3 separate regions of the Mus musculus genome follow, and regions 1 and 3 are each linked to region 2. A link is a loop called in an ENCODE intact Hi-C map of the cell type or tissue named here. Cell type or tissue: heart. All regions are shown on one strand.

Evidence for each region. Hi-C counts contacts between places; a loop is a spot of excess contacts. Peaks named below come from ENCODE experiments on the same cell type or tissue, not always from the same donor. Only the 100,000 strongest peaks of a DNase experiment are listed, where the experiment ranks them.
Region 1: a loop joins it to region 2, with 6 times the contacts of the local background. A loop is called at or near these places in 33 of 42 quality-filtered maps.
Region 3: a loop joins it to region 2, with 7 times the contacts of the local background. A loop is called at or near these places in 16 of 42 quality-filtered maps.

The regions. Positions count from the first base shown.
Region 1 is chr8:4,585,175-4,593,174 of GRCm38, reverse strand. No RefSeq gene overlaps it. Among named protein-coding and RNA genes, the nearest start is that of Zfp958, 24 kb to the left of the region's middle. In heart, a CTCF peak has its summit at 4,668 (motif pointing right); no DNase peak of the experiment used is centred here; H3K27ac peaks cover 446 bases.
Region 2 is chr8:4,409,016-4,417,015 of GRCm38, reverse strand. No RefSeq gene overlaps it. Among named protein-coding and RNA genes, the nearest start is that of Ccl25, 63 kb to the right of the region's middle. In heart, a CTCF peak has its summit at 3,632 (motif pointing left); no DNase peak of the experiment used is centred here.
Region 3 is chr8:4,507,036-4,515,035 of GRCm38, reverse strand. The region is part of intron 1 of Cers4 (ceramide synthase 4); the gene reads right to left. Among named protein-coding and RNA genes, the nearest start is that of Cers4, 18 kb to the right of the region's middle. In heart, a CTCF peak has its summit at 3,986; a DNase peak (open chromatin) is centred at 2,655; H3K4me3 peaks cover 731 bases; H3K27ac peaks cover 4,503 bases.

The DNA of each region.
Region 1 (8,000 bases), 180 kb before region 2:
GGGTGACATAATGTGTGCATTGAAAGCATATTAGAATTTTGCTACATTAAAGAAGATAATCGGGTCTGGCATGGTGGCACACACCTTTAATCCCAGCACTCAGGAGGCAGAGGCAGGTGGATTTCTGAGTTCAAGGCCAGCCTGGTCTACAGAGTGAGTTCCAGGACAGCCAGGGCTACACAGAGAAACCCTGTCTCGAAAAACAAAACAAAACAAAAGAAGATAATCTATATATTCTGTTTTTATATGGCTTAAAACAACCCTCCAAGATCACAGCTAATAAAGATTCAGGGAGTTATTGTTGAATTCAATGTCATTGAAACTTCAGGGATAAGATCGAATTAAACTCTAATCAACACATAGCACAGTGTGTTCCTGCACATTTTTTAACACTTAGATTAAGAGGCAAATCTAGAAGACTCAAAAGCTTTCCTTCATATTAATGAGTTCCAATTGACAATAAAGATAAAAATGTATCTAGATTTAAGAATCATTAGTAAAGGTTTATTCTTCTGTCATCTCAGGAAATCTGCCGAATACTAAATTAGGGGCATCTCTCTGTAACATGCTCTTGGTTTTCCTTCTTTTTCATTGTGCCTTATGTCTTTCATGAGAAATACATCGATTCTAAGTAAAGGGAGTAATAACCCAAGAACTCAGGTTTTTCTGGAAAGCATAGACTCACAAATTCTCTCACTAGCATGACTCAGTTTAGTAAGTTACTCAGAAGTATCCCTGCCTTTATTCCTGGCCATTGTCTCCATTTAACCACTTCTGATTTCAGTATGGGCATTATGAAGTGCTCTCAGCTTTGCCAATTGTTCTTGCTTATTTTTAAAAAATGAAAGAATTAGCCATGTGTGTTGGTTCAAGTCCAGCACTTGGGAGGCAGAGGCAGGCGGATCTCTAATCTCAAGGCCACCAGGTTTCCAAAGGAGTTCCAGAATAGCCAGGGCAAAAACAGAGGAAACTTATCTCACGAGATAGAGAGAGAGAGAGAGAGAAAGAGAGAGAGAGAGAGAGAGAATTTACCATAGTTCTTTTAACTTGTATGAAAAGGACCCTAAACACTCTGTGATAATGTCAAAAATTCTTTATGTAGCACTATAGCCCCAATTTTAATTTCATCCCTTTCTCTCATTAGTTTAGTCATCTGTACCTGTTCCTTTAACCCAGTTCCTCCTGTTCATCTTCCAGAAAGCAGTTCTTCATTGCTTGGCGTGAGGGTAACACTTCTTCCTATAGGGTACACCCTTCATGATACTCAAGCCCAGACAGCAACTGTCCCATCTCTCGACCTCTCTATTCTCCCAGAACAGAAATGGACATCCAGTTCTGTCCATGAGATTTTACTAACAAATATTGTATTGGAATTTACAGTATTAAATGTCATTTATCAAACTTCATTTCAATAGTGCTAAATTACTACACCTTTTCCTCTTTGTGTTATATATATTTTTTATAGACAGAGAATCTGCTGTATTCATTCTTATAGACAGAGAATCTGCTGTATTCATTCTATGTCTAGGACATATCTTATGCCATATAAAGTAACATATTTTCAGTCATGGATGTAGCTTAGTAGAAAAACACTTGCCTAGCATGCTAAGGTCCTGGAGATGATTCCTCAGACCAGCCAAAAATTAAAAACATATATACAATCAAAGTTTGGTCACTTGAGAGATACGGAAAACAACAACAAAAAACCCCTAAACTTGAAAATCATGTAGTTCAGCCATACAAAGCTACTTATTAAACTGTGTACGTTTATTATTTGGGAGAATATGAAGAAAGAGTACAATGCACTCTCTGATAACTAGAAGATCAACAAGTCAACAGTATGACAGGAAGCTGACATTTGCTTCCATGTGCAGTTTTGGCACCAAAAGAGTGAAAAGAATATTATCTCAAATATGCTTGTCAAATATTCATTGAGTGACTACAAATCTGAATTTTGTACATGGGATACTACTTTGAAAATACCTATCTCCAAAATAAGTTTATAAGTAAAAGTAGACTATATTTGAATATTTAATTTAAAAAACTTAAGGTTAGTGCTTAGATTAAAAATAATAAATGGAATATTTACAAATAGTCCCTGGTGGGTGGCCTCTACTCATGCCACATGTGAAGATTTCCTCTGTAGCAGTACTGGAATGATCCAGGCTTTCTGTACCTTCTATGGTTAATATTATAAACTGTTTAAAATAGTAGGTCACCTGAGTGTTTTAAAAGTGTTCAGAATTAATACTATGAAAGTATTTCAAACCTAAAAATTATAAAGGTTCCAATAGCAGAAGAAGTAGAAGATTAATTTGAAAAAACAAACAAACAAATCATGAACACATCAATGAAATTCAACTTAATTGTAAGCATTCGTTAGAAAGAAATTGAAACTTTATATGCTCCAGTACAGGGGAATGCCAGGGCCAAAAAGTGGGAGTGGGTGGGTAGGGGAGTTGGGGGGAGGGTATGGGGGACTTTTGGGATAGCATTGGAAATGTAAATGAGGAAAATACCTAATAAAAATATTTAAAAAAAGAAAGATCTTAACAAAGCTGCAAAAAAAGAAAGAAATTGAAGCAATATTTAAATGCCACAATGGAAATTTATATTTTATAATGATATAATACATTTATACCAATAACCTGTGTGTAGCGTAGAAAGCTGAAAGGTTACAGAATAACAGGCTTTTTTCAGTGTCAACAATAGAGAATTCGAGATTCTTCGAAATATGCCTTAAACATATATCACAACCTCCCTAGAATCCCCACTGTCAAACATGCTTCTAAGTGCAAGAAAGTGTTTTTGAAGGCTGAGAGATGTAATTAGTGTGAACTGCCTACCTAGTATGTGAAAGACTCTAGCTTCTATCCTCAGTGCCACAGAGGAAAACAAGCATCTATATTCTTGAGCCACCTTATCCTTTTTATGTGCCTACGAACCTCATTAATTCAAAGACACTCTTTGTGAGGGCTATTCCTGGTTGTCATCTTGACTACATCTGGAATAAAGTACAATCCAGAAATGGAGGGCACACCAGTGATCCAGATCTTGAGGCTGAAAGACACAGACTTCTGGCCCAGATCTTTTAGTAGTAGTAGTAGTAGTAGTAGTAGTAGTAGTAGTAGTAGTAATTTTTTTACACTCCGTATTTTATTCCCTACCCCCACCCTATCCCCCGAATCTACCCTCTAGCGACTGTTCCACATCCCATACCTCCTCCCACCTACCTGTCTCCACATCGTTGTACCCACACCCCACTCCACCTGACCTTTAAACTCCCTGGGATCTCCAGTTTCTTGAGGGTTAGGTGCAGCATCTCTGAATGAACACAGACCCAGAAGTTCTGTACTGTATGTGTGTGTTGGGGGCCTCATACCAGCTGGTGTATGCTGCCTGTTTGGTGGTCCAATGTTTGAGAGATCTTAGGAATCCAGATTAATTGAGACTGCTGGTCCTCCTTCAGGATAGCCCTTCTCAGCATCTTTCAGCCTCCCCTAATTCAGCAACAGGGATCAGCTGCGTCTGTCCATTGGTTGGGTGCAAATAACTGTATCTGACTCTTCAGCTGCTTGTTGGGTCTTTCGGAAGGCAGACATGGTAGGTACCTTTTTGTGAATGCTCCATAGCCTCAGTAATAGTGTCAGGCCTTGGGACCTCCTGTTTGAGCTGGATCCCACTTTGGGCCTTTCACTGGACTTTTTTTTTTTTTTTTTTCCCAGATCTTGACATGGAGATCTTGAGGCAGAGTGACCATGAAAAGCTTAGACCTAGGCAAGTTAGTATCTGCCTTTAATCCCAGGAGATTGAGGCAAGAAGATGTCTGAGTTCAAGGCCAGCCTGAGACAAAGCAAGTTCCAGATCCAGGCATGATTGTACACAGTTTTAAACTAGGCCACACTTTCTGCTGGAGGTCTATATAAAGGCATTGGAAGGAGAAAGACTTTTCTATTGCTTGCACATCTGTTGGACCAGATAAAACAACTACCTTCGTGGGACTGAGCAACCGCTAGATTTTTGGACTTCCTGTTCACACCTGCCCATTTTTTGGGTTAGTTGAACCAAATCAAGTCAATACAATAAATTCCCTTAATACATAGAGACATTCCATAATTTCTGTGACTCTAGAGAACCCTAACTAATTGCAGTGTTCTTGCTTGATCCACTTGAGAGTTCTGCAGTAATCCAGACCTGCTCCCTGGGAAAGGGTCTGTGCAGTGAGTGACTGGGGTCCAGCCTTACAAGGGATGTTAGGCCTTCAACACAGTGGGCCAAGCAGTTCTTGGCCACATAGGGACTGCTCCTCTCATCCTCCTCTCTACCTGACACAATCGACTTTGAAATTGGGTTGAGTAATCTTTCCCAGCTGCCACCTAAGTACTAGTTCTTCTTTTGGGTCCAGGATCCAAAAGGCCCATTCCAGAACAGAGTCTCTGTTGGGTGGGGGTGGATCTTAAGAGACATCCTTTGCCAGACTACCACAATTCCCACTGGGCGACCCCAGGCACAGGCGGGGAAAATGAACACAGAGAGACCTAAAATCGATCTCCAGATGCCCCAGGGGTGCCTGCTGCAAAAATTTATCCAAACTGAAAATTTCTCAGACCTGGTGCCCCAAACGCTGGATTTTTCCTTTGTTCTGCGGCCTGGCCACAGTAACTAGTCCAAATGACCACTAGAGGGCACTGTAGAATTTAGCATCCTGTGTGATCCTGAAATTTTCTGCCTCTTTTCTGGCAAGTGGCCTGAACTCTTTAAGTCTGGGTTTGGGGGAACTTCACTCTCATCCCTCCCTCTGTGGCTACAGTTCAGGTCTTACTAGCAAGGATGATCACAATGGCAGACCCTTGCCTCCAAGGCCTCAGACCACAAACCTGAGCGAGTCCCCTGCCTTGACAGAGCCTTGCTTACCTCTCCCCGTGTTCCTGTTGCAGCTGCAGAGGTATGGATGGATCACTTATCTGTGAATTGGCTTCCAAGCTCTAGAGTCCGACTCTTTAGCCCACTGTGTCTTCCACACGTCTCTGGTTCTCACTGCCTGTCTAATTGGACTGCACTATTCGCTTTCTGAGTCCAGCCCAAACCAAGGTAAGCATTCTCTCTTCCTTCATGGACTCAGATTTTATTACAACAGCTTGGCCTCATTTAAAAGCTACAAATTAGTACACCTGATTTCCAAATTCTCACTACCACAGACAAATGACTTCCAAATATCTTATACCTAAACTTGCTCTGTTCTGTGCTCTCCAAGTCTCTTTTCTCTATGCTGTACTTCCCCACTCTTACAAATCTTGTGTACCTGATTTCTTTGCACTCTGCCCTCAAAATAGAACACAAAAAGAAAGAGAGATTATTGAGATTAGATAAACTCTTTACCTAAAGATTAATAAGTTGCTCATTGGGTATAGTTTAAAATCTATACAATGTGCAACAAGATTTGACTTTAAACATATGTAGTGGCTATTCCTGGTTGTCAACTTGTCTATACCTGGAATGAACTACAATCCAGATCTTGAGGCCGGAAGACATAAGTTTCTGATCTGGATCTTGGCATGAACATCTTGAGGCATGACAGCCATGAAAAGCTTAGGGCCAAGCAAGGTACTACATATGTTTAATCCCAGGAAACTGAGGCAAGGAGATCTTTGAGTTCAAGATCACCCTGGGACAAAGCAAGTCCCAGATTCAGGCATGGTGATACACACTAATTTGGGCCACATCTTCTGCTAGAGACCATATGGACATTGAATAAAGGAAGTTTTTGTTTTTGTTTTTGTTTTTCGCCTTCTTGCACTTACTTGCCAGCACATCTGTTGAAACCTATTTCTACAGAAGACCAGCTGAAACAGCCAGTCTCGTGGGACTGAGCAACTACTAGATTCTTGGACTTCCCATTCACAGTTGCCCATTATTGGGTTAGACTACAGACTGTAAGTCATTACAGTGCATTTTCTCAATACAGAGAGACATTCCATAAATTCTATGACTCTAGATAACCCTGACTATTACAGAAGTTGGCACCTGGAGAAGGGTATTGCTGTAATAGGTTCGACCATGCTTTTGTTTGGAAGAATGCACGTTTTGGAATTTTGGATTTGGAAAGCAGTAGAATGCTTTAAATGGGGCATAATGGGCTATCCTAGTAGGAATGTGGAAGACTTTGTTACTGAGTATGATTTAAATTGAGTGGACCTGGCTCAAGAAGTTTCAGTGGATAATTCCAATGTGTGGCCTAAAGACTGTGTTTGTGGTATTTTAGTGAAGAATGTGGCTACTTTTTGCCCTTGTCAGAAGAGTCTGCCTGAGGCTAAGGTGAAGAGACTCAGATTAATTGCATTGACAAAGGAAGTCTCAGAAACACCCATCAAAGACTTTGTTCTCTGTAGCTGCCTGCAGCTATATGGTTCCTGAATGGGAGGCTGGAGCTAAAAGGAAGGAAATAAGGAGACAAGACAAGATACTGATCAAGGCCCCAGAGTTTACTTAAGAGTCTGAGTTTATAAAGGGGGAAGGCCCACCCCCCACCAAGCCAGGCTCTTGTTGCTTTGTCCCCAGCCTGTCAGCACTTGTTCCGGAATGTCTTAGGAAGACAGGTTCAGCCTCTCAGCGGGTAGCAGAGTCTTGGAGAGGTGCACAGGTGCCAGAACAATAGACCTATCTAGGTCGGGAGACTCCACCCTAGGTGGTCTAGTCCACAGTGGCAGAACAGGTCTGAGCCAGCCTGCTCAAGGCTCAGGGAAGCTACAGTTCTCTGGTTCAGTTTCATGAAGAGCATTTTAAACACGCAAAGCCAAGTTGAGAAAGAAAAAATAAAATATATGGTTCAAGAATTAAAGGGATACCATGTAGTGAAGTGGAGCTTAATCCTGTGATCAAGGAGATAATGAATTAAGGGAGTGGGACTTTTGGGCAAGATTCTACCCAGCTACCTTTAGATCCAGGCATGGTGGTACACACTCTCAACCCCAGGAGATAAAGATAAACAGATCTCTGAGTTCAAGGCCAGCCTAGCACACAGCAAATTCTCGGTTTAGAAAAGCTTAAATCCAAGCATGATAGACCACACACTATTCCCAGTGTTTAGGAAACAGGCATGCAAATCTCTCGAATTCAAAGTCAGGCTACAGAGCAAGTTCCAGGACAAGCAAGCTTAGACAGTAAAGGAGTTGGAAAAAATGAAAGCTAGTGATAATGTAATAGAACAAGGAGGCCATGTTCCAGCCCCAGCAAGTAGCAGAATTTGGCAAGTTTGTCCATGTGGCTCTGGTTTTAGAGTTCAGAATAGAAAAGACTACTGGGACAATCGATGCTGGTTAGCTGGAGCTAAGAAATTAGTGGTGATTAAGAAGAGACCAGCATCACTGAGGCGAAATCTTCTGGGAAGTATATTCTGAGAGCACAAAGAAGCTGTGTTCCACAGATAGCCAAGGTTGTACCTCGTGCTGCAGCTGTACTTGATAATGTGTAAGTCACCCAGGTGGTACTGGTTTTGAAGGCATAAAGGTGTCATGGAGAGTAGCTGAGGCTTGGCACTGTGAGAGGCCATGGAAGGCCATTGGTGAAAGTGCAGCCCTAATTGCAGTTGATGCTCCAGGACTGAAGAGGTCATACAAAGGAGTTGAGGCTTGGCACCATGAAGAGAGCCTTTGAAAGGCTATTGGTGAAGCTTAGTTGCAGTGGAAGAGCACAGTGTATTGGAGATGCCAGGGCCATGGGATGATCACCAAGAACAGCAGCAGCAGTGGAGTGGATCAACATGAGCTTAGAGTGCTACAGATGGCAGAGCTGAAGAAGTGACAAAAGCCCTTTGGGGGAGCCCAGAAAATCATTTATGGATCCCAAACACTGAAACAAGAAGCTGTAACATTGAAGTTGCCTTGGATACCCCAAGATGTTTGATATGCCAGAGCCATGGGCTATCTGCTGAGGAAAGCAGAAAGCTACTAACAGGGAGTGGGACCAGTCCAGTAGAAATTAAAAAAAATAAAAATAAAATA
Region 2 (8,000 bases):
GAGGAGTCACAGTAAGGATATAGTATAGATAGTGTAGATAGTATAGATAGTATAGATAGTGTAGCAGAAAACAGAGGCCTCAAAACAGACCAATGACTCATTGCGACAAACATTTGCAAGAAAAGATGTGTAGACAAAAGGGTATACTGTGGGACACAATGTGACATACTACAGCTTTCACAAGATTTTTTTCTATCTTATTTTCTTTTGCAGGAGGAGATTGCAAGGGCAGAGGGAAGATATGAAGGGAAGAGAAGATTTGTAGAATTGGGGCTCATGATGTGAAATTCACAAAGAGTCAAAAAAAGGTTTTTTAAAGATTTATATCTTTATTTATTTTATGTAAATGAGTGCTTTATCTGCATATAGAGCCTGCAAACCATAAGAGGGCATTGGATTCCATTAGAACTGATTCTGAGCCACCATCTCATGGCTGCTGGGAATTGACTCAATACCTCTGGAAGAGCAACCAGTGCTCTTAAGAGCTGAACTATCTCTCCAGGCACATTTTTAAAATAACTTTTTGTTTGTTTGTATTTTTGAGACAAAGTTTCTCTGTGTTGCCCTGGCTGTCCTAGAACTCATTCTGTGCATCAGGCTGGCCTTGAACTCAGAGATCTGCCTGCATCTGCCTCTCAAGTGCTGCAATTAAAGGCATGTGCCACCAGAACCCAGGAAAGGTTTACTGGTTTATTTGTATGTGTATGTGTATTTTGCCTGCATGTATATCTGTGTTCCACATGTACACACACCAGAAGAAAGTGTTGGATTGTAGTTACAGATGGTTTGTGAGCCACCGTGTGTTAGAAGTCAAACTCAGGACCTTTGTAAGAACAACAATGGCACTTAACCACTGTGGTGGTTTGAATATGTTTGGCCCATGGAAAATGGCACTATTAGAATGTATAGCCCTATTAGAGGAGGTGGGTAGAGCCTTGTTAGATGAAGTATGTCACTTTGTAGCAGGCTTTGAGGCTGCTATGCTCAAGTTCTGTAGAATGTGACCCTCCTCCTGGCTGCCTGTAGAAGACAGTCTCTTCCTGGATACATTTGGATCAAGAATTTGGATCAAGATGTAGATCTCTCGGCTCTTTGAGCACCATGTCTGCCTGCATGCTGCCATGGTTCCCACCATGATGATAATGGACTAAACATCTGAAATTGTAAGCCAGCCCCAGTTAAATGTTGTCCTTCATAAAATTTGCTTTGGTCATGATGTCTCTTCATAGCGATAAAACCCAAACTAAGATACTAAGATAACTACTGAACCATCTCTTTAGCCCGCATAGATTTATATACATATATGTGTGTGTGTGTGTGTGTGTATTTTATATATATATATATATATATATATATATATATATATATATATATATATAAAACAGATAATTATGAGCTGCCTTGTGAGTGCTGGAAGTTGAACCCTAGTTCTCTGCAAAAGCAGGAGTGCTCTCAAGCACCAGGCCAACTTTCCAGTCCCTCATAAGCATGCTTTAGACATCCTTTGGGATTTATTTTTGTCATTTTCGATTTGTGTGGAAAGACTCATGCACACACAGATGCAAGTAGGCCAGAAAAAAGAGATAGAATCACAGGTTATCATGAGCTCCTTAAAGTGGGTGCTTAGAACCAAACTCAGAACTAGGGCAAAAGCAGCCGCTGCTCTTAACGCCAGAGCATCTCTCCAGCTCCTAGATACCACGTTAGGAAGGAAGGAAGGAAGGAAGGAAGGACGGACGGACGGACGGACAAGCTGACAACTTAAACTTTTTAAACGTATATTTGGGTGGTATGCTCACACTATAGCATCTGTGTGAAGGTCAGAAGACAACTTGAAGGAATCAGTTCTCCCTTCCACTATGTGAGTCTCAGGCAGGTCATCAGGCTATATGTAAGTGTATTTACCTGCCAAGAGATCTCACACAGCCTAAAATGATATTTTGGTTTCTTATCCCAATGTATACAAATATCATCATTTTCATTTCCAGTTGATTTGTGTATTCATATGTGTGTGCACCTGTGTGTGAATACTGGGGAAGGAGGGACCAGAAACATGCGTTAGGTGTCTTTCTCAATTGTTCATGCTATGTTTTTGGAAAGATCTCTCATTGACCTGGAGCTCCTTGAGTTTTCTAGGCTGGCTGGTTGGCAAGACCCAAGGATTTGCTCCTCTGTATTTCCCTATTGCTGCTCCACAATAGGAAGTCCATGCCTAGGACTTCAGAGCTGGTCAAAATCCCAGAACTTCAGAGGTCATAAGCCCTAGGAGGGGGCCTGCTGCTGCTCTTTTACAAAATGGGTGTGTTGTCAAATTGCCTTCTAAATGTTTCTGTGTATGCATATATATTAGTCCTGCTCTTAGCCTCTTTCTGCAGCAGGCACCAGGTAATGCAGAGACCCCTGACTGATCAAGGTTGAGAATAAATGACTTTTGAATGCTTAACCCTGAATGAGACATCTATATCAATCTCACTGAGACTCAGGGAACATTGCAGAAGTGGTATCAGAAACAATGGAAGAACTGGAGGATGTGGAGGGCCACTGTGAAATGCTGTCTTCTGGATGTGGTGTGGTCATTGCACTCATGAACTCACCACAGGTATTGTTATGTTTTATAAAAAAGAAAAGGAAGAAAAAACCAGGAATATGTACAGTAAGGTGGAAAGGGGTGTCTTTGTGGGCCCATACTGAGGCATCCCTTTCCCCTGAGGGACCAGTCACTTGAACTATAGTATGGAAAAGAGCTTATTTAGGGCATGGGGAGGGGAGGGGAGGGAGTAGAGACAGAGAAAGGCAGAGAGAAGTGGGAGAGAAAGAGGGAGAAAGAGGGGGAGGAAGAGAGGAGGGGAGAGAGAGAGAGAGAGAGAGAGAGAGAGAGAGAGAGAGAGAGAGAGGCCAGCCAGCCATGGGGGGGGGGAGTTATGGGAAGAGAAGGGACAGAGAGAGTAAGAGAGTGAGGAGGAGGAGGAGGCGGCAAACAGCCCCTTTTATAGTGAGTCAGGCATACTTAGCTGTTGCCAGGTAACTATGGGGCAGAGCCTAGAAGGAATGCAAACGCGTATGGTTACTTGCACAAGACCTGTACAGGCTCAAGCCAAGATCAGCCGACATTCCCACAGGCAGCTAATTATACTCAGTGGATTATTTCTAAAAGAAAGGAGAAAAAAAAAGGAGGTGGAGAGTGTGAGGAAGGGGCATGTTGGAGTGTGTCTGAGGACTTTAGACAGATGCATTATATGTGTGTGTGAAATTGCCAGAGAATAAATAAAAGATTGTTTAAAGGGGAAAGGAAGAGAGAGAGAAGGAGAGAGGGAGAGAGAGGCAAGAGCCAGTGAAATAGCTTAGCAGGTAAACCAGCTGCCAACGCAGAGAACCTGTGTTCAATCACCAGGAACAAACAACAAACATGGTAAACAACAGAACCAATCCCTACAAGTTGCCCTCTGACCTCCATATGAGTACATGATGATATGTGGGTGTGCATGCATGCGCACGTGCGCATGCAAGAGCGCGCACACACACACACAGTCACACACAAACACACACACACATATGAATAAATACATGTAAATTTAAGTTGGGGGGCAGTGAGGCACATAATCTAGGCCAAGACTTGGAGTGCCCTCTATTGACAGACTCTCTGAATTGCAGTACTTGACACCTTGCCACCTGTGTCTTCCAACTTTGATCTGATCCTCCTGACTTCAGAATATGACCACACTCCCAGCTTTCCTGGCCCATCTCTGTCTGTCCCATTCCATTCTCCTCCAGCCACTGTCACTCATTTCTCCCATCCGTATCAGACTTGCTCAGATTCATTCATTCACTCAGTCTGACTCAGTGCGTGCTACTGAGTACTGAGGTTGTCTGAGAGTCATTTTGTCATGCTGGGACTTCTGAGTTTTTCAGTTTGCATTTAATCGATTCTGTACTTGGGCCTTAGTTTTTTACAACTGACCTTGAGCTGTGCACTTTACATATAGGGACTTGCAACAATGAATGTGAAACACTTGGCACACATGGTAGATGTTGCATATATGTTTACCTAACTAGTAAACTCCAGATTTGGGGCAGGGTAGGACGCTGACAAGCAGATTCTCAGTGAGCACGAATGACCACAGGAAGAGAGGCTGAGCAGGCACATATGACATCACTTACGTAGGTGCAAGGTCTTCTGTCTTCCAGGAAAGCTAACTCACACCCAGCCTGTTGGTCCTTCCTAGTCTGCAGAAAACAACCCTGTGGTCACACCCAACATAAAGTCCTGAGCCGCTCCCCAGTGTTTTAACACAGCCTGGGAAATATCCATTCCAGAGCCCTTCTTCACGTTCTCACAGAGGGCTTGGAATGTGTAAAACCCAATAGAGGTGGGTAGAATGTTGAGGTAGCCTTGCTTGTCATCTGGGTGTGACGCATCAGTTGTGTTTCTTTTAAAATCTTTTTGTTTTGTTTTGTTTTTGTTTTTGTTTTTTTTTTGCTTTTTGAGACAAGTTTTCTGTGTGTAGCCCTAGCTGTCCTGAACTCACTCTGCAGTCCAGGCTAGCCTCAAAGTTAGAGATCTGCCTACCTCTTCCTCCTGAGTGCATGGGTTAAAGGAGTGTGCTACAACCTCCTGTTTGGTTGTACTCTTTAACCCTTAGCATCTAAGACTATCCACACAAGATTGGGCCCATTAACCTCCTACCATGTAAATCAGGGAGCGTTCACAAGTCTCTGCCCCTCCCTAAAAATCTATAAACAGACAGTTCATGGTTGCTAGGAAAGTAGAGATATTTCCTTCAGTAGGCTAGCCACTGGTAAGGAAGCTTTTGCTGTCCATTTCCCCATGACAATGGACTGTACCTTTCTGGAACAGTAGGCCAAAATGAATCCTTCCTCACTGAATCTGTTCTCTCAGGGTGTTTCTAAGTCTGCAACAAGAAAGGAGCATGGTTTTTGGCATGAGAAGTGCCTCCATAGGCTCATGTGTTTGAACCCTTTGTCCCCTGCGGTTGGCTCTGTTTGGGAGTTTATGCAATCTCTAGGACATAGAGTCTCATTGAGGATTAAGATCATGCAGGGATTAAGGCACTGAAATCAAGCTTTGACACTTAGCCTTGACCCACTTCAAGGTCTTATTTCCTGTTCCCTGTGTGCTGTGGAGATGTGATATTTCAACTTTCTGCTGCCGTGCCTTCCCCACTTTTATGGACATCTAGCCTGCTTGAATGTTGTTTTTGTCATAGCGTTTTATCATAGACACACACACCAAAAAAAATAGAACAGTAATTAAGACACAGACTGAGCCATTTGCCCAAGCTCCGGACACTGGAATATCAGGAGGACACGTCTAAAACCAGAAGAAGAAAGAGTTCTGGTGTGTGTCCTCACTTCCAATCTCAGTCCTCACCCTGGTTGTGGAATATGGGTGATGTCAAGGATATCTTAGAGCCTCAGTTTCATCATCTGGGTAATAAATGTCAGCAAAGCCTCAGGAACATATTGTGAGAGTTAAAATGTACACACAAAAGGGAGGTGGGGTGTACTTCCATAGGTGTATTTCCATAGGTGAACAGGATTTCATGGGGGTCAGCTGCATTCCCTGCCTTATCTCCTCCTCATAGCCTTCCCCAGGTCCTCATTCACACTCATTCCCAGGCATCAAGCCAAACTTATCCAGCCATGTGCTCCAGTTTCCCTTCCACCGGCTGTTCCCCGGGTGCAGACAAAGAAAGCCCTGTCCCTAGCCACCCACCCCAGCAGGCCCGGCACACTCTATAAACTTGACTGTAAGTATCCACCCTCCCCCACCCACCATGTCACTATTATTGGACTTATTGGAGTCACAGCTTGGACCCTAAGATTGTCAGTTCCTAGATAAGCCAATTAAAATGGCCAAATTAAAAGGAAAGTGGGAGAGGGTAGATTTATTCAATGTTGACCACATTGGGAAGACAGACGAAGGGATACAATGATCCCCTTGCTCCCAAAGTCCATCTCTGGGATTCTCAAGAGGTTACAGTTTAAGTAGAGGCCACAGCTATTCATGCCTAAGCAGTCTCCCATCGAGGTGTGGTCCTGTCCACCACTGACCAGTCAGTGTCTCTTCTGTAAGAGGTTTAGAAATCATAAATGTCTTTCCAGTTGAAAGCCTCTCCTCTCGCCCTGGTTTTAGGCTCTTCTCTCCTCCAAACATAAGAGACCCAAGGGAATTCCAGTTTTGTGGGGATCCATTGTTGCCACAATCTAGCGATCTAAGCCAGGGCTGCAAGTGTCTCTGCAAACTGTCTCCAGTTCAGCTTAAACAGTCAGTCAGAACACCCAGTCTCCAGCCTCAGCCTTAGGCTTTTGAGAACACCCTACCTACTCTTTCCAGATCCTTAGCTCTGGCTCACTCCCAGCGCTTGGGAGGCAGAGGCAGGTGGAGTTCTGAGTTTGAGGCCAGCCTGGTCTACAAAGTGAGTTCCAGGACAGCCAGGGCTGTACAGAGAAACCCTGTCTCGAAGAAAAAAAAAAAAATCCCTTCACTCTAGGCTTGCAGCTTTAAATCCTGTCCCTCAAAGGAGCCTCTGGGGATGCACAGAAATCAAAGGATGGGATCTATAGAAGTGTAAGCGATGGGCTGGGCTTAATGAGAATGACATGGGAGGGTGTGAAAGGGGGATCTCAGTGGTATGACATCATGACCTCAACCAGTAACAACATCACTATGAGAACAGGGAGAATGTGAAAACATTTGATGTCAAAAGGTGGTATGGGGCTGGTGAGATGGCTCAGCAGGTACGAGCACCCGACTGCTCTTCCGAAGGTCCTGAGTTCAAATCCCAGCAACCACATGGTGGCTTACAACCATCCGTAATGACATCTGACGCCCTCTTCTGGTGTGTCTGAAGACAGCTACAGTGTACTTACATATAATAAATAAATAAATAAATAAATAAATAAAGGTGGTATGGTGGTAGACATCTGTAATTCCAACCCTTGAGGGGATGAAGCAGGAAGATCAGAAGTTCAAGGTCATTCTCAGGTCCATAGGCCAATCTTGGTTATCAACTTGACTACATCTGGAGTCAAACCCCAAACATCTGGGCACGCCTTCGAGGGATTTTCTTAACTGAATAGCTTCAGTTGGGAAGACCCATGCTAAATCGAGGCCACACATTCTGGTAGCAGAAGCCCACCAACTGTTTATAGGATCCCAAATGGTCAGCCCTTGAAGCATATACATACAAATAGCACCATACAGAATGAGCAGGTGAAGGGTTGTGGGTCCTGCGTCCGCTCTGCCACAGGACTCCTCAGGATGCCGGGAGTTTACCCCACAACATCCCTTGGAGGCTGTTGGGCCATAGGGAAGTCCTGGGACACCACTAAGGGGGCGGAGGAGCACAGTCTGAGATGTGGGACCGCCAGAGCCATGGAGTTCCCAGGCTCTTGGACATCCAGGCACCGCTGGAAGTCACAGAAGATCTGAGAATGGAATCTGGGCCCAAGGGCTGGGCCTAGCCAGGGTAGAAGAGAGTCCCACCGGGAGAGTCCTTGGCTTGATGGCTGCAGGTTTGGGCTTGGTGCAATTATGGCTGGGAGTGCAGTGAGACCTTCTACGGAGACTAGACAGTGTCTCTATAGGCAAAGCCCTTCTCCAAGGCTCCCCACGGTGGATCCCGATGAAAGAGGTGGTCTGTGGTTCTAGACCATTTATTGCCATGATGGGAAGTAGATGTATAAAACCATATCCCATTCTCAGGGTGGGCCTGAGGAGTGTTGGGGAAGAAGAGCTTATTGGCTAAGCCCTCCAGGCCTTTAGGTACCTCATTAGAATGGAGCTCTCTATCTTGAGCCTGAGTGACCATACTTCATGTCACTTTTCCTCATCTACATGTGGAGGTCTTGGGGCATTGCCCTTACAAGACTAATGGTCACAAAACTATGCAGGGATGCAGCTAGTGACAGGTGCCTGGTGCCCGGGAATTCAGGATCTCCGAGGCTTCTAGCCTTACATCGACTGGGAACCAGGCTAC
Region 3 (8,000 bases), 98 kb before region 2:
CCATGCTCCCCACCTTAGTGATAATGAACTAACCTCTCTGAAACTGTAATTGAGCTCCAATTAAATACCCTCTTTTATAAGTTCTTTTGGCCATAGTGTTTCATCACAGCAGTAGAACAGTAACTAAGGCACACATAAAAATGAATAATGTTTTTAAAGCCGGGTAAATGGTATTTCTGGTTTATCTAAGAAACCATTTCCACAGTTAAATCCTGGAGGTTCTGACCTATTTCATGGTCAATCCTTGAAGAGTTCACAGTATTAGGATATAGCAAAAAAAAAGTAGGACGAGCCTTGGAGCTGGTAAGGCATGTCCTTGTGGCTGTGTCTTGCCTGAGGCCTTCTTCTATTGCTTTCTTCTGCTTCCTGGACACCATGTCTCAAACTGTTCTACCCCACTACACCCGCCCCACCATGGTATAATGACACTCAAGTAGTAACCCAGAATAAATCTTTTTTTCCCCTTAAATTGTTTATGATACATGCTTTGTCACAGTGGTGAGATTGCTTAACTGAGGTTTGAAATATGCTTGCATGATCTTGGTTTTGGTTTCTTGTGGGGATCAAGGTCACCACCCTTGGCTACATAGTGAGTTTGAGGCCATCCTGGGCTATACAAGACCCTAAATAAAAAGAAAAATCAAATTCACATGGCAGGAAAGAAATAATAAATCAATAACGAGAACTGTAAGTGTCACTCAGTAGCCACTTGCCTAGAACACAGGAGGATCAAGTTTAATCCTCAGCACCCTCTCCCCTCCTCCATTTTCAAAACACAAAAGCATTTCAGATGCACACTAGCACGTACTGTTGTCTACACAAAATGCTATCAACATAAAATTCAAAATTAGGCCAAATAAATGTATGCTGCTGAGGTTGGTTGGCTTCCTGTGGCTACTCTTGCAAACTGGTTGTCTGGCAGTTCTATATATAGGTCAATAGTTCTAAATGGATCTCACTGGGCTCAAATCACGTTGCTAAGCTGGTCTCCTCTAGAGGCTCCTGGGAGAATATGAATATTGCCTTTTCCAGCAACAAAACTCAAAATTCTACATCTGGGCTATGCCCCCAGCTCCTGACTCAGGGATTCTAAGCAGTCACTCTTGAGGAAGTAAGATGAAGGGCTTCAGGGTTCCTCAGTTTCCATTTTCTCCTTTGAAACTCAGCTCCATATCCTCACATCTCATATATCCAGTCTGAAATATGAGTACAACAGATATGTACTTTACTGGGGAATGGAGTGGAGGTGAGAACAGGAGGTTCCATCCTGGCTGGTTTAATTCCTGGCTCAGTCATTTACCAGTTATGTAACCTTGGGAGCAGATGCCTTGCTCTCTCTGTGACTCAGTTTTCCCATCTGTAACTGGGATCCACAATAGTTCATTCCTAATAAGTGGCTGGAAATGACGCCTACAGCCGTGTGAGAACAGTGCCAGTAATGATTTGGGGGAGGGAAGTGGTCCGAGAAAGACTGAGGGGTCACTGGTATGTGGCAGCTTCTGGATGATGCTTTGTGTGGTGAGTGGTTTATGCGTACATGGGCAAGTCCACGAGCTCTGCATGTACATGTGGAGCCCAGAGGTAGACCCTAGGTATCTTCCTAAATTGTTTCCCACTTTATTTTTTTGAGCCAGGTTCTCTCACTGTACCTATAGTTTACAAGCTGGCTGGAATGCCCAGTGAGTACCCAGGATCCCCCTGTCTCTAATCCCCAGCACTGGAATCAGAAGCATTTCTGTGAGTGTCTTCTTGCTTGCAGAGCAAAGGTGCCACGAGGCAGTGGGTGCTTTTCTTCTTCATGCTCCACTCCTCAGGTCCCCACACTCCCAGTTCTGAGAGTGGAACCCAGAACCAGGCTAGGCAAATGCTCTCCAATAACACATACACCCAGCCCCACACTGGTAGATTCTAGACAGACAATCTACTTTTGAGCCACAACCCCAGTCCTATGATGGCACTCTACCACGAAGACATGACCCTTGCCCCTCACTGGGGGATTCTAGAAAGGGTCTTTTCCACTGAGTCACACTCCCAGATCCACAATGGTAGATTCTAAGCCTGTGCTCTACTGCTGAACCATCCCCCCTCCCAGCCTCTTATTAAGAGGAGCCTAGGGAGGTCCAGCCCTCCTGGTGGGTTCTAGGTAAGGATGCGCCATACAATTCCAGCTCCTTACTGGAAGATGCTAGAAATATATTGCGTCTGCAGTGCCGGGATAGGTCCCATGGCCCGTCAGATGCTAGCCAAGCACTCACCAGTGAGCCACCCCCACCACATCCCCCAGCACCTGGTTTTCAAAGTCAGGGTCTCCCAGAATATCCTGGCATTCAAAATCCTCCTGCCTCTGCCTCCCCAGTTCTGGGATGGAAAATGTGCATCACCACCAGTTTTCTAGGTGATTCCTAGGCAGTTCTCAGCCTGGAAACCCTCCTGACCTCTATTGTCCTTCCCTTAAATTCTATGCCTTGTGCTCAAGTTGGGTTAGGCCAGAGCAGCCTACAGGGCAATGAATGTGAGCGAGGTCAAGCAAAGAGTCAGTGTAGGTTGCTGCGCCAACATGTCCGGTCTCGACCTTTATTATCCTCAAGGCCCTCCTACCCCTGTGTTTCTCCCTTCTCCCTCAGCTTGCCAGCTCTTTGAAGCCCGGCTGGCTCCTCTCCCAGCCAGGCCCCTCCACCTGGAACTCAGCTGATAATCCCTCTTACTGACTAAAAATATCCCTCGAGGAGAGAGACCAGGGCTTTGTGCTAAGGGGCCCAGCATAGGGACCAGCTAAGCTGAAGGGAAGAGAGAGGCAGGGAGGAAGGGAGAAAAGAAAGGCGAGGGGAGTGGAGAAAGAGCTAAATATCCTACCCTGCCCTGCCTACGGTGGGGGTTGGGGACTGCTGTGTGTTTAAGTTTGATCCTAGCTGTTCGGAAAGTCCTGTTGTAACCAGCCTAACAGGGATAAACTCACTCTAAACAAACACTTTGGGCCCCTCACTTTGGCTATCAGAGTATTGAAACAATGAGCCCCAAGAAACTGGAATTTCCCCCCACCCTCAACCCCAGCCCCAACCCCCAGGAATCTCCAGCTGGGAGAGAAGAAAGTCTAAAGCCTGGGCCAACAGAGGAGAACTTTCTCCAGGAATGAGGTTTACACTTTGCCAACAACTTGTCAGACCACCTCGCTGAAGACAGGAAACCCAGACAGCACTGGACGGGACCACACCTTGACTGAGATGGCTTAGACATCCATAATTCTGGCCTCTACTTAACTCTTCACCTCCCTTTAGGACCCCAAACACAGTTTTGGGAGAGTCTCTAAATTTCTTTGTCCCACTTCACAATGTAGCCACACTGAGTAAATCTGCTTTTCACTGTTAATTTGGCTGTTCTAATTGACATATGGGGAATAAGTTGCCAATTCTGGCTTGTTGGAGCACAGGCTGTCACCACAAATCCTATCACACCAGTACCCCTCATCAACCACCAGAACTTTGCAGGGAGCAGGAACTGCTTTGTTTTGTTTTCTGTCTTTCTGAAAACAAGATTATGGGAAAGTAAATCAATCAAGACCTCCCTGACACATTTCCTGGGGAGGCCCATTCCTGCCTGGGCTCACCTGATTCCTGCAGGTAGAGGCCTAGAACTAAACACATCAGGGGCTCTACAAGATGAGGGGAGTGTTTTCAGATTGCTAAAGCCAGTCCTGCACTGGACTCCTAGCTGTCCTTTCCAAGTGACCCTGGCTCCCCCCAGGGCAACCAGCAAGTGCTGATGACCAGACAGACTGAAGGTCCAGAATACATCTCACAAAGATCTCAAGGAAGGCCCTAAGTCTAAGACTCTGCCTTGCCCCACCCCCTCAGAGGTTGCCATGTTTCTGCCCTCCACACTTGAACCCTGATCACCCCCTCCCAATTCAATTCTCAATGAGGCAGCTTGTTGAGTACTTTACCCAGGACCTCGGTAAGTGGGAGCGCTTGTCCCCAACCTTCCTCTAGGTGGAGGAGAGAGCCAACTACTTACTGCAAGTTGTAGTTGCAGTGTCACATGTGTGTACACATGCACACATACGCTTGTAAAAATTGTTTTAAGTGTCAATGCTAGGAGCTGGGTGTGGCACACATCTGTAGTCATAGCCCTTGGAAAGCATAGGAGGAAAAATGCAAGTTCTAGGTCAGCAGCTTGGCCTATAAAGGACCAGGCTATGGCTCGATTGGTAGAGTGATTACCCAGCATGCATGAGGCTCTGGTTCCCAGACCCAACACTTCATAGGAGTTGTAGTGCATAACTGCAATCCCTACATTTGGGAGGTGGAGGCAGATGGGTCAGAAGTTGAAGAGCACCATTGGTTTGGAGTTTGAGGACAGTCCATGCTATATCAAACTTTGCTTCAAAACAAAAATTAAAACAGAAGGGCAAGATGGCTCAACAAGTAAAGGGTGTGCTGCTAGATGTGATGACCTGAGTGCAATTGCTGAGACTCGCATGATGGAAAGGGAGCACTAGCCCCCTCAAGTTGTACTGTGACCTCAGCATGTGCTCTGTGACACATGTTTACCCACACAGACACACAAGTACACACAAAATAACAGAATGTAAAACATAAAATGAAATGGAAAAGGTTGTTTAGTACCACAATATATTGAGTTTCAAGTTTTTTTTTTAGTGAAGTGCTTTAGAAGGTTCAGTCATTAAGACCAGTGACTGCTGTTGCAGAGGACCCAAGTTCAATTCCCCGCACTCACATGGCACCTCCTGTTCTGACAGTCTAGTTCTAGTGGATCCGGTGCCCTCCCCCGGCACTGCACATACATGGTGCACAGACACAAATGCAAGCAGAGCACCCATACATATAGGTGTGAAGATTTAAAAAAACAAAAACTTTTAAGTGTTTTAGCAAAACACATTCCTCAAGCACCTGCAAGTCGACTTTGTTTTCACCTTCTCTACTCAACTCACTTCTCACCACCCCCCACAAGTCTCAGACCAAATCCAACATAGCCACTGTGCAGCAGCCAGGTGTTGGCTCTGCTCCTTTCCTTCACCCCTTAAGTGATGAGTGTGGTGTGACTTTTGACTGCTGGATCACTTGAAACTGTCTCCCATGGCGACTTGGATTAGAAATGTCCCACAAAAGCATCTATGTTGAGGGCTTGATCCCTGGTAGATCAGTATTGCGCAAGGGAGGCTGCTGAATATAACTGGTTCATAATGGCTCTGGACTCACAAAAACCTGACACACTGACAGACTCTTAGCTTCATGGGCTACTAAGAGCACTGGAAACTTAGCAGATGTGGCAACAAAAAAGCAGGTCACTGGTGAAGAGATTATCTCTCTTATCTCTATCTTTCTATTTCTTTTCCTTATCTACCTCCCCCCTTTCCTCCTCACTCTCCCTCCTTCATCTCTCCTTCCTCTTCCTCCTGTCTTTTTCTATTCCTCCTCCTTCCTCCCTCCTCCTTCCTCTCTCCTCTCTCTCCCTCCTTACTGTCTCTCTCCTCCACCACTCTTTCCTCTTTTCTCCCTCTGGCTCTCCTCATCGCTCTTTCCTCCTCTCTCCTCCACAGTTCTCTCTCCCCCTCTCTCCCTCTCTTCTCTGCCCTCTGCTCTCCCCTTCCTCCACCTTGCCCCTGTGCCCTGGACCCTATGAGGGGAGCAGTCTGCTCTGCCCCACAAGTCTGGATGCTCTGCCTCATCACAAGCTAGGGATGGTGACCTCTGAAACCACCACCCACCACTTCTCTCTCACCACCAACACTTCCATGGGACTTGGAATGGACATGGCTGGGGCTGGGTCCCCACACAAATAGCATTTCTGCGGGGATACCAGCAAATCACATGGGAACAGCTGGATGGGGGGTGGGGGGGAATCTGTCATCCCAGTACTTTGGAGCTATAAGGCAAGAAGATGGTAAGTTCCAGGCCAGCCTAGGCTACATAGTGAGAGCCTGGGGAGGTCACAGAGAGGAAGAACAGAAGAGGGAAGAATAAGGGAGGGGGGGAAAAGGAAAAGGAAGGGAGGATGGGAAGGGAAAGAAATTTAAAATAAAAAAGGACAAACAAGAAAACTATGTGCTTAAATTTTGTGGTTGTATACACATGCACACCTTTACACTTTTTGTTTTGTTTTGTTATATTTTGTTATGTTTTGTTTGAGGAGGGAATGAGACAAAGTCTCATTGTGACTTCAATGAGCCCAGGTGACCTCAAATTCACTATATAACTGAGACTACCCTTAAACTCCTGATTCTTCTGCTTCTATCTTCCAAGTGTTGGAACAGCACAGGCATGCAACACCACTTCTAGCACAATCTAATTTATTTTGACATATATCAAAGCCTATGAAGTCATTGCCTCAATCATGATAATGAACATATCCATCCCTTCCCCAAAATGTTCTTATGTCCTTTAGAGTCCCTCCTCCCTCCTTACCAGAAGCAGTCTTGATGTGCAACACTTGGGGTAAGAAATCTCTACGATTCCATACTATAAGATATCACAGAAAATGTAAAAGGAGGAGAAAGATATAGTTTGGATAAACCTGGGAGACATAACAGTGAGTGAAAGAAAACAAGACAAATCCTGCCACAATTCCAGTGGTAAGAAGTCTCTAGGCAGTCAAATTCAAGGACAGAAGAGCTGGGGACATGGCTCAATGGGTAAAGTGTTTACTGTGGAAGAATCCCAGAACCCAAATAAGAAAATCAGGCATGGAGAAGCAGAGAGAGAGAGACAGGATTCCTAGAGCTGGCTGGCCAGCCAGTCAAGCTTTATCAGGGAGCTCTGGGTTCAGTATAAGTCTTTAAAAACTAGATGAAGAGCAACTGAGGAAGACACCTGATACCTGACATCAACTTCTGAACTCAGCATGCACGCGCACATGTGCATGTGTGTGAAGAGCAGACATGAATGTGTGTGTGTGTGTGTGTGTGTGTGTGTGTGTGTGTGTGTGTGTGTGCGTGTGTGTAAAATAGAAATAGAGCTTCCCAGAGCTTGGCAGGGAAGAGGGAGAACTGGGAAGTTAATGTTTAATAATTATAGTTTGAATTGTGCAAGATAAAAACATTCTGTAAACTGGGGGCACAGCTATGTGAATAAATTAGGAATGCCAAATTGCACACTTAAAATAGTTAAGGTGACTAACTTCTGCATGTAGTCATCATAATTATTTGTTTTAATTAACAAAAGTAACACAAAGCTAGGTAGAGATGATAGGGGAGATAAACGAGTTATGCTGTCTGGTGTGGGCAGATCAAAAAGTTTAAAAAACAAAAGCAAAACGGAGGAAGTCACTAATAGCCACCTTTCTAATCTATGTAATGGAAAATCACCAACACAGTTCAGCTGGGGTAATGGTAGAGGAAGCCGCATCAGACTTGCAGATGGTAACGGTAAATTGTAGGCAAAATATAAAAGGACTACTGAGTCAGGTGAGGCTGCAGGAGCCAAGAAATAGAGCCACAAGGGAAGCTGACACCGAAAATAGCAAGTTCCATGATAGCCTGGATTACAGAATGAGTTCACTAGTCGAGCACCTGTCTGGAATGCACTAGTAAGGGACTATGAACACTTGCCTAATCTACATGCATGGCTAAATGTGAGCATTTACCCAATATACAGAAAAGCCTGGGAGATATCCCCAGCATCACTAAATAATAATAATTATTATTATAATTATTATTATCATATGTTTTGGGAAAAAAAGCAGTACCTAGAAATTCTAGACCTCATGAAACTATTTAAATTTTATTTTTTAGTTATAAAAATTTACTAAATCTTAATTTAAGATAGAGTCTTGCAATGTGCCCTGAAACTTATTATGGAGGCTACAATGGCCTCAAATTCTCAATCTTTCTATTTCAGCCTCCCCAAAGCAAGTGGTTAAAGTTAAACCAGTTTATCCTGGGAGGCATACACCAAGCTGTAAGTTCTATCCCCAATAACACATGTGTATACACACACACACACACACACACACACACACGCACGCTTCCCAGAACTCACAAAAAA